Linked DNA regions of Mus musculus: region 2 is linked to region 1. Evidence: chromatin contacts called from ENCODE POLR2A ChIA-PET data. All regions are on one chromosome and are shown on one strand. The core of a region is the stretch at or near the end of the contact, and the rest is flanking DNA. Distances in the headings are between cores, read along the strand shown. Region 1 holds the start of Lmbr1l (limb region 1 like). Region 2 holds the start of Tuba1a (tubulin, alpha 1A).

Region 1 (2,707 bases), core at 115-2,614:
CTATAGCTACCCCTCCCAAATGGTTTTTGCTTTGTGTTTGAGATTAGCTGAACCCACAGATGTAGAACCCAACAATGCAGAGGGCCAACTATATAAACATAAATGTATACACGGGATGTATTTATTTTGTTTTTGAGACAAATTCTCACCATGTTACTCTGGTTGTCCTAAAACATTATGTAAAGGGCAGACTGGCCATGAATTTATAGATCCACCTGCTTCTGCCTTCCTAGTGCTGAATTAAAAGACGTGTGCCACAATGCCCAGATGGTTTCTGAATCTCAAAGTAGGACTGGGCCAACCTCTATTTTCTAGTTTCAAATTAAAACGTTAAAACGTTAAAATGTTAAAACATTAAAATTAGATAAAGGCTATAAAGAGAACAGCACATAGCAGGGAGTTAATGTTTGGGAGTTAATGTTTTACTCAACCCACTCACCAATATTCCCTGGGATATTTCCTCAGTTTCGGGATAGCCTGGGCCTGGTAATACATGCAATCAACTAGGAAGCTGAGAATTCAAGGGTAGCCTGGTTTGCATCGCAAGACCTGTCTCAACAAAACAAAAGTTTCATGACATTTTTAAAAAGTCTCCTGTTTTTTTGTTTTTGTTGTGGTTTGTTTTTTAACTATTTGTTCTCTAATACCCTAGGCCTTCCACAAAAATAACTGTGTGAAAGCTGTCTGGAGTGGCAGGGAAACTCCAATAACAAATAAAAAAACGCATCGGGCAGTGGTGGCACAAGCCACTAATCCCAGCACTTGGGAGGCAGAGGCAGGCGGATTTCTGAGTTCGAGACCAGCCTGGTCTACAGAGTGAGATCCAGGACAGCCAGGGCTACACAGAGAAACCCTATCTCGAAAAACCAAAAATAAAAATAAAGAAAAAGAAAAGAAAACGCTATGGACCTTTGGGTTACAGGCAGCCGTCCCTTCAGAAGACCCCGTGGTGCTTACATCTTCTCGACGGGCTGACCTGATCCCAACCTTATTCGTTTAAACTAAAATCCTGACGGATACACATCCTGGAACCAACCCTCACATCTCAGCCGTGGACCACAAGGACTCTTAGTTTTAGAACAGCTTCGACAGGCCAAAAACATCCCGCCTCCTTTCCCAGAATGTCCTATCAGCGCACTCCTAGCGATGACCGACAGTCTACGAGGAACCAGTAAGTTCCGCTCCTCTGAAGAAACCCGCCCAGGCCTTGTGTCGTCACTGGGCACCAAGCCTGGCACTTCCGCGTAGCCGGGCGGCGGGTACTTGCGTTGAAACGTGCTTGCGAGTGACCCCACCTTAAAGGGGAGGGGACCGAGGGGGACCCGAGCCCTTTAAGACTAGGCGGGCTGGGGCCTGCCCCTTTAAGGGCGGGGCGTCCGACCGCAGAATCTGAGCCCCAGATTACCTTGAGTTTCCGTCACGGGCAGCGAGGAGAGGCGCTTAGGCTGGGTCCGGGTGCTTGGCGGGCGGCGGCGGCCTCATCCCCGCTCGTCCTCCCCGGGCCCGGAGACACCCCCGCCCCAGTCATGCTGAGCAGAGTATGGAAGCAGCTGACTACGAAGTGCTATCCGTGCGAGAACAGCTGTTCCACGACAGGGTCCGCGAGTGCATCGTGAGTCCGGGACCTGGGCGGGAAGGGGCCGGGCCGAGGTGGGAGGGGCGCGCCGCGATGGAGACGGGAAGTCCAGCTGCCTGGGCTCCGGAGCACCTCGACCCCTGCGAGCGCCGGGGCCGGGCCGGTGAACTCCCGGTCGGGTCGGCTGGGTCCCTGAGCCGTAAACAAAGCCGCCGGGTTTCCGTTCCTCGGCCGCTCGCCCCTCCCCCCGCCCCTTCTACTCCACCCCCGTGGGCGTTCCTGGCGATGGGGGTCCTCTAGTGTGGAGCGTTTGATCCTCTGGAAAAGGATGGATTTGCTTCGGGACAAGTTAGTGTGCGTGTTCCCCCTTAAAAGTAGATGAAGGGCAACCATGGTTGATGTTGAAATGAAGGGAGACTCGGTCACATTGAGCAGTTAACCGGGGACATGCGATGGTGGCGCGAGGGGCGAAGGAAAAGTGGGAGCTGTAGTGGGTCCTCCCACTAAGGAAGAAAGAAGTCCTGTCCGACGAGATGGGGTTGTAAGAAGTGGAGATGGAGGAACACCGAGGTTTCCCCGCCTGTTTTCTCTCCCCTGTAGTAGTGGTTGTTTTCATTCCTTCTGTGATTGAATCCTGGGCCTCTGGCATGCAGCATGCCAAACACAAGCCAATACAATGACACACACCCCGCACGACTTCCGGATAATTTGTTTGACACTCAGACTGGGTTTCCAGCCATCCCGTGTGAGTTCTCATGTGTGGGTGGGGTGGGGTGGGGTGGGGTGGGGGTGGGAGGGTCCCGGGTCCGCAGTGATCCTGAGCGCATCTAGCCTGTATTTCTTATTCTTTAAGCATTAATCTAGAATTGCAGTTGAACTTTCCATACGGCAGTGTACTACTCTAGGGTAGGAGCACCCGTGGGACTTAGGGAAATCTATTTTCCTTGGGCCTGCTTTGAATGATAATCTCTTTGTCTGCTGGGTTTTTTTGTTTTATTTTGTTTTGTTTTCCCAGAGAGCTCTGCACATACTAAATGAAAAGGGAAGGGTTTGGAGGAGTGGAAGGAGATCTTACTGAATAAAGGGGAGGGCTCAGATGGTGTCTTTCTTCATTTTTCTCAGGCTGAGCTT
Region 2 (2,707 bases), core at 93-2,592, 35 kb before region 1:
GGCTGAGCAGCCTTGGGGAGAGCAGCTACAGTTCCCACAGTCAGAAGCCCAGCTGCGGAAGGGGCTATTTACAGAATTCAGGGAACTACATAAAACTGCAGCAGGGCTGGCACTGCACAGTTGTCTGGGGATGAAAACATCACAAAATGGTTTCCTTTTATATTATAAAACGCTCCTCTTTTTAATTTGGCATCTCAGTTATTTTTTACTTGATATCACCCCTCCCCCTCCAAAAAAAAAAAAAAGACTGGAGAAATACAAGCCCACACAAAGAGCTAGTTTTTAAACTCAATTCTTTCTCCTTACAGTTTCTGAATTCCATATTAGAAAGGATGGCTCATTTCTAGGGACAAAATAACACAGGCTCTGGGGTGAGGTAGGGTGGGGTAGGGGGGCGGGCACGGAGGGGTGATGGGAGAGAATTACAGCTAAAGAAAGAAAGCTCTCTAGTATTAAGTACTACTTTGTATATTATTTCTCTCTTCTCTTCTTTCTTTCTTTCTTTCTTTCTTTCTTTCTTTCTTTCTTTTTCTTTTGGTTTTTGAGACAGGATATCACACTATATATCCAGGGTGGGCACAAATTAGCTGCAATCCCCGGCTTCCCAGTGCTGGGATACACAGGAATAAACCACTAAGGCCAGTTAAGATGACCTTGAGCTGCAAGTCTTCCTGCCTCTGACTCCCAGGTGCTGTTGAGGTCACAGGCGTGGTCTACTCGTACTGACTTTTGCTCAAATAATAATAAAGAATAACAATAATACAATAACTATGAAACTAAACATTCAGCCACGCCTTTTTGACCACCCCCGTATCTTCTGCTACTTTTTAAAGCAAATAGAGATGTTGAATTCTGACAGAACGTAATTAAATTCAGTATATTAAAAATGAAAAGCTGGAATTTTCCAAAAAGATTCTAAACATAAATTCTGTGATTAAGTGTTGGGAAAAACCTTAGATGATTTTTAAATACAGTTTAAGGTTTAAACTACGTATAATCATCCAACCCCAGTTTTCTTTCTTCCCTTTCCACCCCTCCCCAACTCCACCCCATAATGGATGCTCGGCTAGCTGCCTTTGCACGGCCTTTGTCTGAAGGATGCAAAGTCTACGGATGCTAGGGGGAAGGGGTGGGGGAGAGATTACCTCATACCATGTCGCTTGCACCAATCACCACTCTCCTGTCGCGGCTTCTCTGGGCAGACAGAGGGGTCTGGACCAACAGGAAAAGGCCCTGGCCCATCCCCATGGTGACAGAGCTGTATATAAGGAGCCGCATCCGCCCAAGTGCCGCAGGTTCTCTTACATCGACCGCCTAAGAGTCGCGCTGTAAGAAGCAACACCTCCTCCTCGCCTCCGCCATCCACCCGGCAGCCGCGAAGCAGCAACCATGGTGAGCAAGCCTTCCCCGGCTCTCGGTAGATAGAGGGTGGGTGTCAGTCGCCCCAGATCTGCAAGGAAACGTCTAAGGCTTTGGTCACCTCTGCGGGGAAAGGGTGGTCTCCATGCTTTAAGTTTATCTTAGTCTTTGAGTCCCGCCGCCGCAGTGCGGGACACGGAAACGCCCAGACCGGGAAGAACAAAGGCAGCGCCGATGAGCTAGCGCTGGCAGAGCCAGGGACTGCAGGGGACCACGGGGACCGCCGGGGACGGGTGGGGGATCGAGGGTCCGCTGCTGTAGGAGGGCAGGGGCGGCGGCCGAGCCCGAACTCCAGAAACACCGCCCCACTTCGCTAGGAAAATGTTTAGTTTGCGTCGGATCCATGGCAGCCGCTGTCAGGGAGGCGCAGGGGCGGGGTTGTTTGTCTCTTGCTTCCGTGGCGTTTTGGGAGGGGTTGGTTCTCACTAAGCCTCTTCCGAGCGGTTTTTTTTTTTTTAATTATTTTTATTTTTACTTTAAAAAAAATCGTTGTGGAACTGTAGTCATGGGATGTTTCGTCTGCAGGGCTGTCAAAAATACGATTTGCTTAACGGGGACATCTCGCTGAGGGGGGAGGGGAGCTGGATGGTTGGGGAATGACAAAGCCCACTTTGTGAATCCTAGAGTACGCTGATGGTCAGAACCCAGGGAAACGCCCTTCCCCGCCCCCCACCCCCGCAGACAATGAAAGTAGTCCCTCCACAACAGACGTGTATCTCTATAGAATGAAATATTAGTGGTATGTAGAGATTCATAGGATAAAAATATTATTTTCTACTTTTAAATTTAGCTATCTTTTCACTTGTTTTTTTAAAAAATGTTGGCGCTCATTGTTTCTAACTTAGCCTGCTTTAAGAATATTTCCATTCCATACAGTGGAAAACCTTCAAAAAACAATGGATTTTCTGCAAAGAAAAAAATTATACTCTGCACCCAACCATCTTTTGTTCTAATAAATGTGCACTAATTCATTAATTCAGGCTAATGGCCCCAGCCAGGGTTAGGAGGGACCATGAAAGCAGCACAAAGAGATCGCATAGACAGCTGCTGGAAATAGAGCTTTCTCTGTTAAATAATGTAACAGCACAGGCTAGCACCAGGCACAGAGAACGTGGCAATGCAGAAATCAGACTTTGTCTAGCTTGTCGACTAGCCAAAGTACTGATGGGGTCTGTCTGCAGAAGGGTGTGGCTCCTGGCCTCAGCCGCACTGCAGATGTCAGTGTTGAAATAGAAGGTCCTATAGTGTGAGACTCTTTATTATGTAGCCTAGCCAGAGTACTGATGGG

What was found. ChIA-PET counts read pairs that join two places held with the same protein, here RNA polymerase II (POLR2A).
Region 2: POLR2A ChIA-PET joins it to region 1 with 52 read pairs in Patski. The contact joins the promoter of Tuba1a here to the promoter of Lmbr1l in region 1. POLR2A ChIA-PET finds 5 or more read pairs at or near these places in 4 of 5 experiments (Patski and embryonic stem cell).

The regions. Positions count from the first base shown.
Region 1 is chr15:98,916,755-98,919,461 of GRCm38, reverse strand. Lmbr1l (limb region 1 like) reads left to right here and starts at 1,364. Exons shown (of 17, transcript NM_029098.3): 1 at 1,364-1,612. The coding sequence starts at 1,541. It overlaps Gm41396 (a long non-coding RNA gene), which reads right to left and starts at 1,493. Exons shown (of 5, transcript XR_001781764.2): 1 at 1,406-1,493; 2 at 440-549.
Region 2 is chr15:98,952,136-98,954,842 of GRCm38, reverse strand. Tuba1a (tubulin, alpha 1A) reads left to right here and starts at 1,342. Exons shown (of 4, transcript NM_011653.2): 1 at 1,342-1,392. The coding sequence starts at 1,390.